Linked DNA regions of Homo sapiens: region 2 is linked to region 1. Evidence: read pairs that join two places in POLR2A ChIA-PET (ENCODE). Cell type or tissue: A673. All regions are shown on one strand.

The links. ChIA-PET counts read pairs that join two places held together with the same protein. Peaks named below come from ENCODE experiments on the same cell type or tissue, not always from the same donor. Only the 100,000 strongest peaks of a DNase experiment are listed, where the experiment ranks them.
Region 2: POLR2A ChIA-PET joins it to region 1 with 6 read pairs; 2 of 35 experiments call an interaction of 5 or more read pairs at or near these places.

What each region holds. Positions count from the first base shown.
Region 1 is chr15:97,033,463-97,038,462 of GRCh38, reverse strand. No RefSeq gene overlaps it. Among named protein-coding and RNA genes, the nearest start is that of LINC02253, 200 kb to the left of the region's middle. In A673, no CTCF peak of the experiment used is centred here; a DNase peak (open chromatin) is centred at 1,972.
Region 2 is chr15:96,924,271-96,929,270 of GRCh38, reverse strand. No RefSeq gene overlaps it. Among named protein-coding and RNA genes, the nearest start is that of SPATA8, 140 kb to the right of the region's middle. In A673, no CTCF peak of the experiment used is centred here; no DNase peak of the experiment used is centred here.

The DNA.
Region 1 (5,000 bases):
TATAACCATTATTTCTGAGTTCCCTATCTTCTCGTCAATTTTGAGAGTTTTACATTACATATTTGGGAATTCAGTTGTTAATTTATAATTTTTATATATTTCTGATACCTAAAACTTTTATTCTTTATCTCTAATGATATTTTCTGTCTTCTTCTTCATATCAAGTTCATTTTTGTCCAATATCAGCATAGCCATTCCAGCTTGTTTATAGTTACTGTTTTCATGATAATATATTTCTGCATTCTTTACATCCAACATATTTGTATCTTTCAATAGAATTTGGAACTCTTGAAGAAAGTACATACTTGGGTATTTTTATTTGTTTTAAATAAATTTTAGCAATTGCTACCTTTTGATTTATTTGTATAAATCATTCATTTTAATGCCATTCTTAATATGGTGTGATTTGTCTGTTATTTTGCTTTTCTAGGTCTATATGCCTCATTTTTTGTTCTTGCTCATTTATCTCTGCTTTTTGCCTGTTTTTTCTTAAATGAGTATTTTCTAATGTGTCATTTTAATTCATATAAAGCTTTTCTTTTCAAAATTTTTAAGATTTCCTTAGTGATTTCTCTAGAACTTACAATATACATACCAGAATCTATTCCAAATACTAATTTTCAGTGAGATACAGAAACTTTATTCCTACATATCTGTATTCTCACTTACCCTTTTGTCATTATTTTGTACATTTTGTTTCTATACGTATAATTAATCCAACAATTACATTGTTCTAGTTATTACTTTTGATAAGTTATATCTTTTAAAGATGTTGAGAGAAGAAAGGAGAATGTATATTTAGGTTTGTCTTAACTATGATCTCATTTTTTTCTTTCAGGTTCTTATCCTTTCTTCCTGTGAATTTGACTTATTATCTGATGTCCTTGTGTTTCTCCAATACAGGTTTATTCCCACTCAACTTCTTTGTGCCATTATTGTAAAATATATTTCTGTATGTTATAAGATCAAAAATACTATATATATATATAGTATATATATTGGTCAGAGTTCTCTAGAGAGACAGAACTAGTAGGATATATGTATATGTGAAGGGAGTTTATTAAGGAGAATTGACTCACACAATCACAAGGTAAAATCCTATGGTAGGTTGTCTGCAAGTTGAGGAGCAAAGAAGCCAGTGTTGGCTCAGTCTGAGTCCCAAAACCTCAAAAATGTGGAAGCTGATGGTGCAGTCTGTGGCCAGAGGCCTGAGAGCACATGGTAAACCACTGGTATAAGTCCAAGAGTTCAAAAGCTGAAGAACTTGGAGGCTGATGTTCGAGGGCAGGAAGCATCCAGCACAGGAGAAAGATAAAGGCCAGAAGACTCAGAAATCTGCTCTTTCCAAGTTTTCTGCTTGCTTTATTCCAGCCCCACTGGCAGCTGATTAGATGGTGCTCACCCAGATTGAGGGTGGGTCGGCTTCTCCCAGCCCACTGACTCAAATGTTAGTCTCCTTTGGCAACACCCTCACAGACACACCCAGGAACAATACTTGGCATTCTTCAATCCAATCAAGTTGGCACTCAATATTAACAATCACAGTGTACTCTCTCTCTCTCTCTCTCTCTCTCTCTCTGTATAGTTTGATGGCTTTTAAATCAGCTAATCAGTTATGAGGATAAAATAGAATAAATATGTAGTTAACATGTCTTTATAAAATACCCACATATCTTTGCTGGTTCTTTTTTGTCTAAAATATGTATTCAGATTGCTGTCTAGTGTCACTTGCTTTCAGTGTGACTGCCTTAGTATATCTTGTTAGTTGGGTCTGCTATCAATTCTCTCAGTTTTTGCTTATCTGTGGCTATTGTTTTTCAATAGCATTTTTTAAAGATGACTTGCTAGGTAGAAGATTTTTCTATTAAGTTTCGTTTTTCTTTCTGCTCTTTGAACATGTCATCCCACTACCTTCTAACCTTTGTTATTCTTGATCGGAAGTCATTCTTTAACCTTCTGGGACCTCTTTGTATGTGATGAGTCATGTCTCTTGCTGCTTTATACATTTCCTCTTGTCTTTTTCATTTTACTTCCTGACTACGATGTGTCTGGGATCTCTTACATTTATTCTACTTGGAGTTTGTGGAGCTTGGATATGTAGATTTATATTTTAGATACTTACTCAAGAAAAGAAAATGGTACCATGTATCCACAAAAAGATTTGTACAATAATATTGGTGGCAGCTTTATTTATAATAGCTCCAAAATAGAAACTGTTTAAATGTTTATCAGCAGAATTGATTAAATCATTATATTCTTATGATAAGATACTATTAAGCTATAAACTAAATAACTAATGAATGAATCTTGAAAGCATGATGCTGATCAAAAAATCCAGACAAAAAAGCATACAAACTGTATGGTTTTATTACATATAGGCATAGCTACTCATCTCTATGACACCAGTACTTATATGTGACAAATATAATAGCTTATATCCATATGATATATAGAACTTCTACAACTTGATCACTAAAACACCTAACCTGATTTTTACAAATAACGCTTTATACACTCCATAAAGGAAATGGTGTCATAGTGAAAGAAATAAGAGATAAATGACTGTGTTTTGAGGAAGGCATGAGGAAGCTATCTGGAGCGATGTAAGCGTGTGCTACAGGGCTGTGGGTTGTATGGGAGTGAACATTTGTCAAGAACGATCCTCTACACACTTCAGAACTCTTCATTCCACTCTATTTAACTGATACCTCAATTTAAAATTAAACACATCGGTACCATTATTATGCCCTGTTGCCAAAAAAAAAAAAAAAAAAAATCTAGCTACAGCCTAGACTTAGAAAAACCAAGATAGTAAAATATTATTATTTTATATGCCTATTCGATTCATGTAAAATCCATCATAATGATGGACTGATCCTGATGAACTATTGGAGCTTCCCACTTTCGCTTTATAAAGCCACAAGTACCTCTCGATGACAAAAAAAAACCTTATAATGTGTAACATCATCCTATAAATTCAAAATCTTTTTACTATTTTCCGTCTCCATTAATGTCAAATTGGACTGAAACTCTTCAGGAAATATATACTATGAGTGTAGGAACACTGAAGGAATTAATTATGATTGATTTCATTAATTATCTGTGTCTAATGCCTTTACAGTAATGGGATGCTTAAAACACTGAGTCAGGAGTAAATGGCACACCTAGTGATTACATGAATTCATTCCACAATGCATTGTTCCTCCTTCAAGTACAAAATGAGTTTTTAATGCCATTCATGTTTTAATTAAACATTTGTTTTGAGATTATGATAGGTTCACATATAGTTGTAAAAGATATTACAGAGACATCCTGTGTGCCCTTTAACCAGTTTCCCCCAGTGGTAACATCTTGCAAAACTATATGATATGGTTTGGTTGTGTCCCCACTGTAGTTCCCATAATCCCCAAATGTCATGGGAGGGACCTGGCGGGAGGTAATGGAATCCTGGGGGCAGTTGCCCCCATGTTGCTGTGCTTATGATAGTGAGTGAGTTCTCACAAGATCTGATGGTTTCATAAGGGGCTCTCCCCTCCGTTTGCTTTGCTCTTCTCCTTGCTGCCACCATGTGAAGAGGAACATGTTTGCTTCCCCTTCCATCATTAATTGTAAGTTTCCTGAGGCCTCCCAAGCCCTGCAGAACTGTGAGTCAATTAAACCTCTTTCCTTTATAAATTACCTAGTCTCAGATATGTCTTTATTAGCAGTGTGAGAATGGACTAATACACTATATTATAATATCACAACCAGACACTGATACAGTAAAGGTACAGAACATTTAATCACCACAAAGGTCCCTAAGGTTCCCCTTTTATAGCCATACCCCTTTTCGTCCTGCTCTCACCCTCTCCTTAACCTCAAATAAAAGCTACTCTGCTATATTTTTGTATAATTTTGTCATTTCAAGAATGTTATATAAATGGAATGATATAGTGTGTAATGTTTGGTACTGGCTTTTTTTCACTTAGCCTGAGGATTCAGATTATTATTATCCATACTTCATTTCTTTTTATTTCTGACTGATATTCCCTGGTATGAATGTACCACATTTTTTTATCATTCACCCTTTAAATACATCTGAACTATTTCCAGTTTGGGGCTATTATAAATAAAGCTGCACTATACATACAGGTACAGTTAGAGTAAACATGTTTCATTTCTCTGGTATAAATACCCAAAAGTGAAATTACTGTGGTTGTATGGCAGTTGCATCTTGATAAGCAACTGCCAAACAATTTTACAGAGTTGCTCTACCATTTTACTTTCCCACCAGCAATGTAGGAATGATCCAGTTTCAACACATCCTTGCTAACTTTTGATGCTGTCACTATTTTTTATTTTAGTCATTCTGATAAATTTGTAATGATATTTCACTGAGATTTTAATTTATATTTCCCTGATGGCAAGTGGTGTTAAACATCTTTTGTGCGCTTATCTGTACCTGAATTTACTCTTCAGTGAAATATCTCTTTGTTTCTATTGCCCATTTTCTAGTCAAATTGGGTAATTTTGTTTTGTTTTGCTTTGTTTTGTTTTCTACCGTAGAATTTAGACAGTTCTTTATATTTTCTAAACACTAGTTCTTTATCAGACATATGGTTTGCACACATTGTTTTCCAGTCTTTAAATTATCTTTTCATATTCACAACAGGGTTTTTCACAGAGCAAAATGTTTTTAATTTTGATGTTGTGCAATTTATTAATTTTTCCTGTTATGGATTGTACTTTTGGTATGATGTGTACAACCTCTTAGCCCTAGAATTCAAAAATTTCTCCTATTTTTTCCTAATACTTTTATAGTTTTTCATTTTACATTAAAATTTATGATTCATTTTGAGTTCAATTTTTGTATAAGATTTAAGTCTTTGGTTGAAGCTTACTTTTTGGCCTATGTATGTCCTATTCGTCTGGCACTATTTGTTGGAATGGCTGCCTTTTTTTCATTGAATTTCTTTTTTGTACATTTGTCAGAATCAATCAGGCTTATTTTTGTGGGTCTC
Region 2 (5,000 bases), 110 kb after region 1:
AAAAATTGCCACAGCCACAGCCACCCTAACCTTCAGCAGCCACCACCCTGATCAGTCAGCAGCCCTATGCATCAAGGTAAGACCCTCCTCCAGTAAAAAGACTACTGCTCACTAAAGGCTCAGGTGATTGTTAGTGTGTTTTAGCAATAAATTATTTTTGATTGAGGTGTGTACATTTTTAGACCTAGTGCTATTGCGCACTTAACAGACTACAGTATAGTGCAAACATAATTTTTATGTGCACTTGGAAAGCAAAAAATTCATGTGACTCATTTTATTGTGATAGTCACTTTATTGTAGTGGTCTAGAACTGAACCCACAATATCTTTGAGGTATGGTTATAAATGCCTCTTCCTAAATCTATCCTGCCAGAAAGGAAAAAAAGAAATGGATACTTGGGACATCATGCACCTATGCAACAATAAACATACTCACTCTTTCCCCCAAATGGAGACCCTTCAGCATCTTATCAGTGATTTCACACAACTCCAAGTCCAAACAGGAAGATGTTCATTCTTCCTATAAAATCACAATCCCATGTTTAAATTCTGCTTTCATGAACAAGTGTTTAGTAGCATACCCCAAATGCAGTACTAAAAGAAGAAGAAAATGAATTAGGAGCTAAGATATATAAATGTATTCATCACTCTGTAAAAATAGAAAGTCTAGAGGATAGTAATCAAATTTCTATAGCAGCGTGTGAAAGTGTAACTCATATTTATGACTTTTCTCCTTTCTTGTCCATTCTGCATGCTCTGCCTTCAACCAGCGCCCCAGCTGACCGGTTAGGTGTTGACATTTAACCTAATGAGTTACCCCAGCCTTTATTGTTGTTGATTCCAAGTCTCTGACAGCCTTTCCAGTTTGTGATTCTTTTCTACCATCTACTTTTACTACTATAAATAGTAGGATAAGAAGGTATCCCGAGAGACTACCTGGGTTCCACCCACAATTCTCCTGCTCCATTGTAAAGTAGTAATCCACTTTGTCCTTCATGGTTAGGATCAATTACACCAGCCAGCACTAAAATCCATATCATTTCCTCTTTTCCTGGAGTCATAAGAAGCTGAGTATGGCCAGATGGCAATATGAGCTTCCAATTCAATGGAAACATTGTTGTCTGTCTTACTGGAAACATTCTTCCTTGTGGATTAATACCTCCAACCAGCAGACCCCAACTTATTGGAACAAGATGCAAAAAACTTTTAAAGTCATACCAATACTGTAACTGAAACTTCAATAGGCCATTTCCAATATCCTATAATGATAGACGCTTCTGAGTTATGGCAAATATGCCAAGGATAATGAATCAAAACATGGCAGTCTTTCCCCTGTCCTTTTTTCACTTAACCATTTTCATTACAAACAATGTTATGTGAAAATCTGTACCAAGGGTAGAGCAATAAGGAAGTCCCTTAATAGTACTGCTTGCAGATGCTTGATGGCCAAGGACAACAAATCCAAATTCACGTTAAGTATCTATTCCAGTGTGGAAATATTTGCAACCTCTATCTCAGACGGATTTCAGAGTTATTATCCTGCTACCAGACACCTGACTGGTCATCTCAGGTGTAATATATATGTGGATTTTTGTATCACTCACTGGATGGCAAATTGGACACCCATTAGTAGAAGTGGCCTGAATAGTCTTGGTGAAGGGGAAGTCCATGTTTATAAGCCCATCTTGAACATCTCACCTTGTTTCATGACTCTTGAAGCATTTATGTAACTAACATAAGGGAGAGACACTTCCAGAAAACCACCACTGATTACTAAGAGCCTCCTCTGCTGTGGGTATGATCTTAGGTAAACATTCCAAAATAATCTCAAACTGCAATTTTTCTGAAAAGTATATACCTCATCCCTAAACCCTCTTGTTATAATTTTTCAAACTTGTACCTTCAACCCCCTGGTCACATGGACAAGCCATTGGCCATTCCTCATGGACTGCTATACATACAATACATCCTGATTTTAAGACATCCCTTCATCTAGACACACTTTGCCATGAAGTGGAGGAACAACATACAAGACTTAAAATTATTCTCTACCTTTTTTAGGGACCAACTCTCCTGGTGCCACATATCATGAAAAGTCATAGAAAACTTGCTCATAGCTAGTTAATACATACAGTTTTTAAGGAGTAAGAAAGTCAGATGCTACTTATTTGTCTTGTGTCCTTAGGACCTGCTTGATCCTAACCCTATTTGAACCACTTCTATTTTATGATGGAGGATAGTTTGTGTGTTCACTTTATAAATAGGTAGATCATATAAAACTCCATCATAATGGGAAATTTGACTCAAGTGTCATGATTATATGGCTCTTATGATCAGAAACTTAGTCATCACGAGAAATGAATAGCAAACCAAGAACTTGTTCTTAGAAGTGGCATGTTTATTTGTTTAAAGAAGGTGGTTTTGTCCCCAAAACTAGGACTTCATCCTCAATGACCACAAATATCCCCAGCATTATTGAACCTGGTGCTTTATAAAGACCAAGGACCATAGCTATTTGTCTTGAAACCTAGATCACTGGGGAAAAGTAATTTGTTCTGGGCTCCATTCATATTTGGAAGCTCACATAATTGGGAGGGAGTAGAACTCTCACTTGGGATACAATTTGCTCCTAAAAACAAAAAGCCCCACTAAGCATTTTTCTCCTTAGTGTTAGGTGACAAATGTTCATCAACCTTCACTTTGAGGTTCCAGATCAATGGATCACCAGAAAATTCACTGAGGTGGTATGCCTGTGCATTTTTGTGGAACTGATCTCCAAATCTATACCCTGCATGTGTCTTGCCAAGGCATTTATGATACCCATTCATTCTTTTTCTCTAGGTGCTATCAATATGATAATATTCATGTAGCAGACTGGCAAGATATCCTTTGGAATTAAGCGATAGTCAAGGGCCCTAGAAATGAATTAGGACACTGTTAAAACCATGAGGCAAGGCAGAAAAGGTATATTGCTGCCCCTCTTCATTCAGTCAAATTTCTGCTGATATTTTTATTTATTGAGAGAGAGAAGAAAAGCATTTTCAAATCCACAGATGCATTCCAGGTGCCAGTGAATGCACTGAGTTTCTCCAGCAGAGAAACCACATCTGGAACAGCAGTTACAGTGTAAGTCAAATCTATTTCTTTTGAAGATAACTCACTCTCATTCTACAAGGTCCTTCATTTTCTTCACTTCCGCAGCTACAGAGATAAGTAGAGTTATATTAGGAATCACCACGCCTGCTTTTCTCAAGTCTTTGATGGTAGCACTAATCTCTCTCTGGAGGAAGATTCCCCTAGGGATGGGATATTGCTTTTTATTTACTATTTCATTAAGGACAAGAAGTTCTAGGGGACATAATAGGACCATAATAACTTTTACTTTATGGGTCACAAAATCTAGTAGGGGTTTTTCTAGTACCTAAGTGTGTGAGTGTGTGTGTGTGTGTATGTGTATTTTAAATATAGAATCTTAAATTTCAAATATATACTATATAATTAGGAAAGGGAAACAGAATAACTTTGGGGTCTATTGAGCCAAAAATTTATTTGTTATTTGACACCCATGAACTACTAACCTATGGACTATAGTGGTATTCCAGGTTTTGGAGCAATAGTGTAGCATTGAGTTGTATACACTAATACACAAAAGATGTGAATATTTTCCTTTTCCTAGTGATAAGTTGTGCCATATATCTTTGAAATAGACTTGGAGAAAATATCATAATATACACCTTGATATTACTACAGCGTCCAATCACAATACTATCTCCCTTAATTTCATTCTAGGAGAACTAGGTCTAGGAACTGACTCAGGCATTGGGATAGCAATATAGGTTTAGGATAGCAAATATACATTATGATTTCTGAGGTCTGGTCTAAGTTTACCAAATATAAAGCTCCTTCCTACCCCAAAATACCCAACCAATTGTACATATCATTTAGGAAACTCGTATCAATTTTAAATCTGCTTTTTCCCAAGGAATCACATGATATTAACTAAGGTCAAATATTTCTGAAGTTCTGTTTGCCAGGTTGGCCTTTTGATTCTGGAGTTTAAATGGAACTACAGTCAACCCTCTGTATCTGTGGGTTCTGCATTCTCATTGTCAAACAACCACCAATGGAAAATATTGAGGGGAAATAACAATAAAATTAAAAATAATACAGATTTTTTAAAAAACAATACAGCATAACAACTATTTTCACAGTATTTACATTGTATTAGGTATTATAAGTAATCTAGAGATCCTTTCAAGTATATCGCAGGATGTGCATATGTTAGACACAAATACTATACTATTTTATGTCAGGAACTTCAGCAACCCCAGATTTTGAGATCTGCAGGGAGCCTTGGTCCCAGTCCTCTGTAGATACTGAGGGTCAACTGTTACTTTGCTTCTGCTCCTCTGCAATCCTCCTACTCACTGAAACCAGGAACCTACTTCAAGTGCAATCTCTCATAAGCATCTTGAACCCTAAGCAAATTATCACTAAGCATCTGCTCTCATTACACAATGTTTTTCTCAAAGTCTTGGTAAAGAGTGTCTTCTGGTGTTTCTCAGGGGATAAAGTTAGGAAATTATCTGAAGTAACACACGGTGAATGGACTCCCACCTTCTAACCTCTAAGTCTTTGCAGTGTTCTCTCTGTACTAGACCAAGAGTTTTCTGTCATTTCAACTTTTTCCTTTCTTTTAACTGTAGGCCACCCTTAGTTCCAGGTTGCAGATTTAGGCATCCATCCAAACAAACAATTAAACTCACTCCCAGGGAATCCAGCAAGCATACTGAAACCATATCAATTAAATTGGCCAAATCAAAAATGATGACTGTTCCTCATTTTACAAATAAGCTCAGATTCATTCCTATACACATTTCCCAGATTTTGATCAACATGAATTAGTAAAGCCATATAACTATTTTTTAGGTGAAAGCATTCTTCTTAAGGCTGGACTTTGTAATTTTCTCCAGGAGCATTCTGGATTATAATGCTAATTAC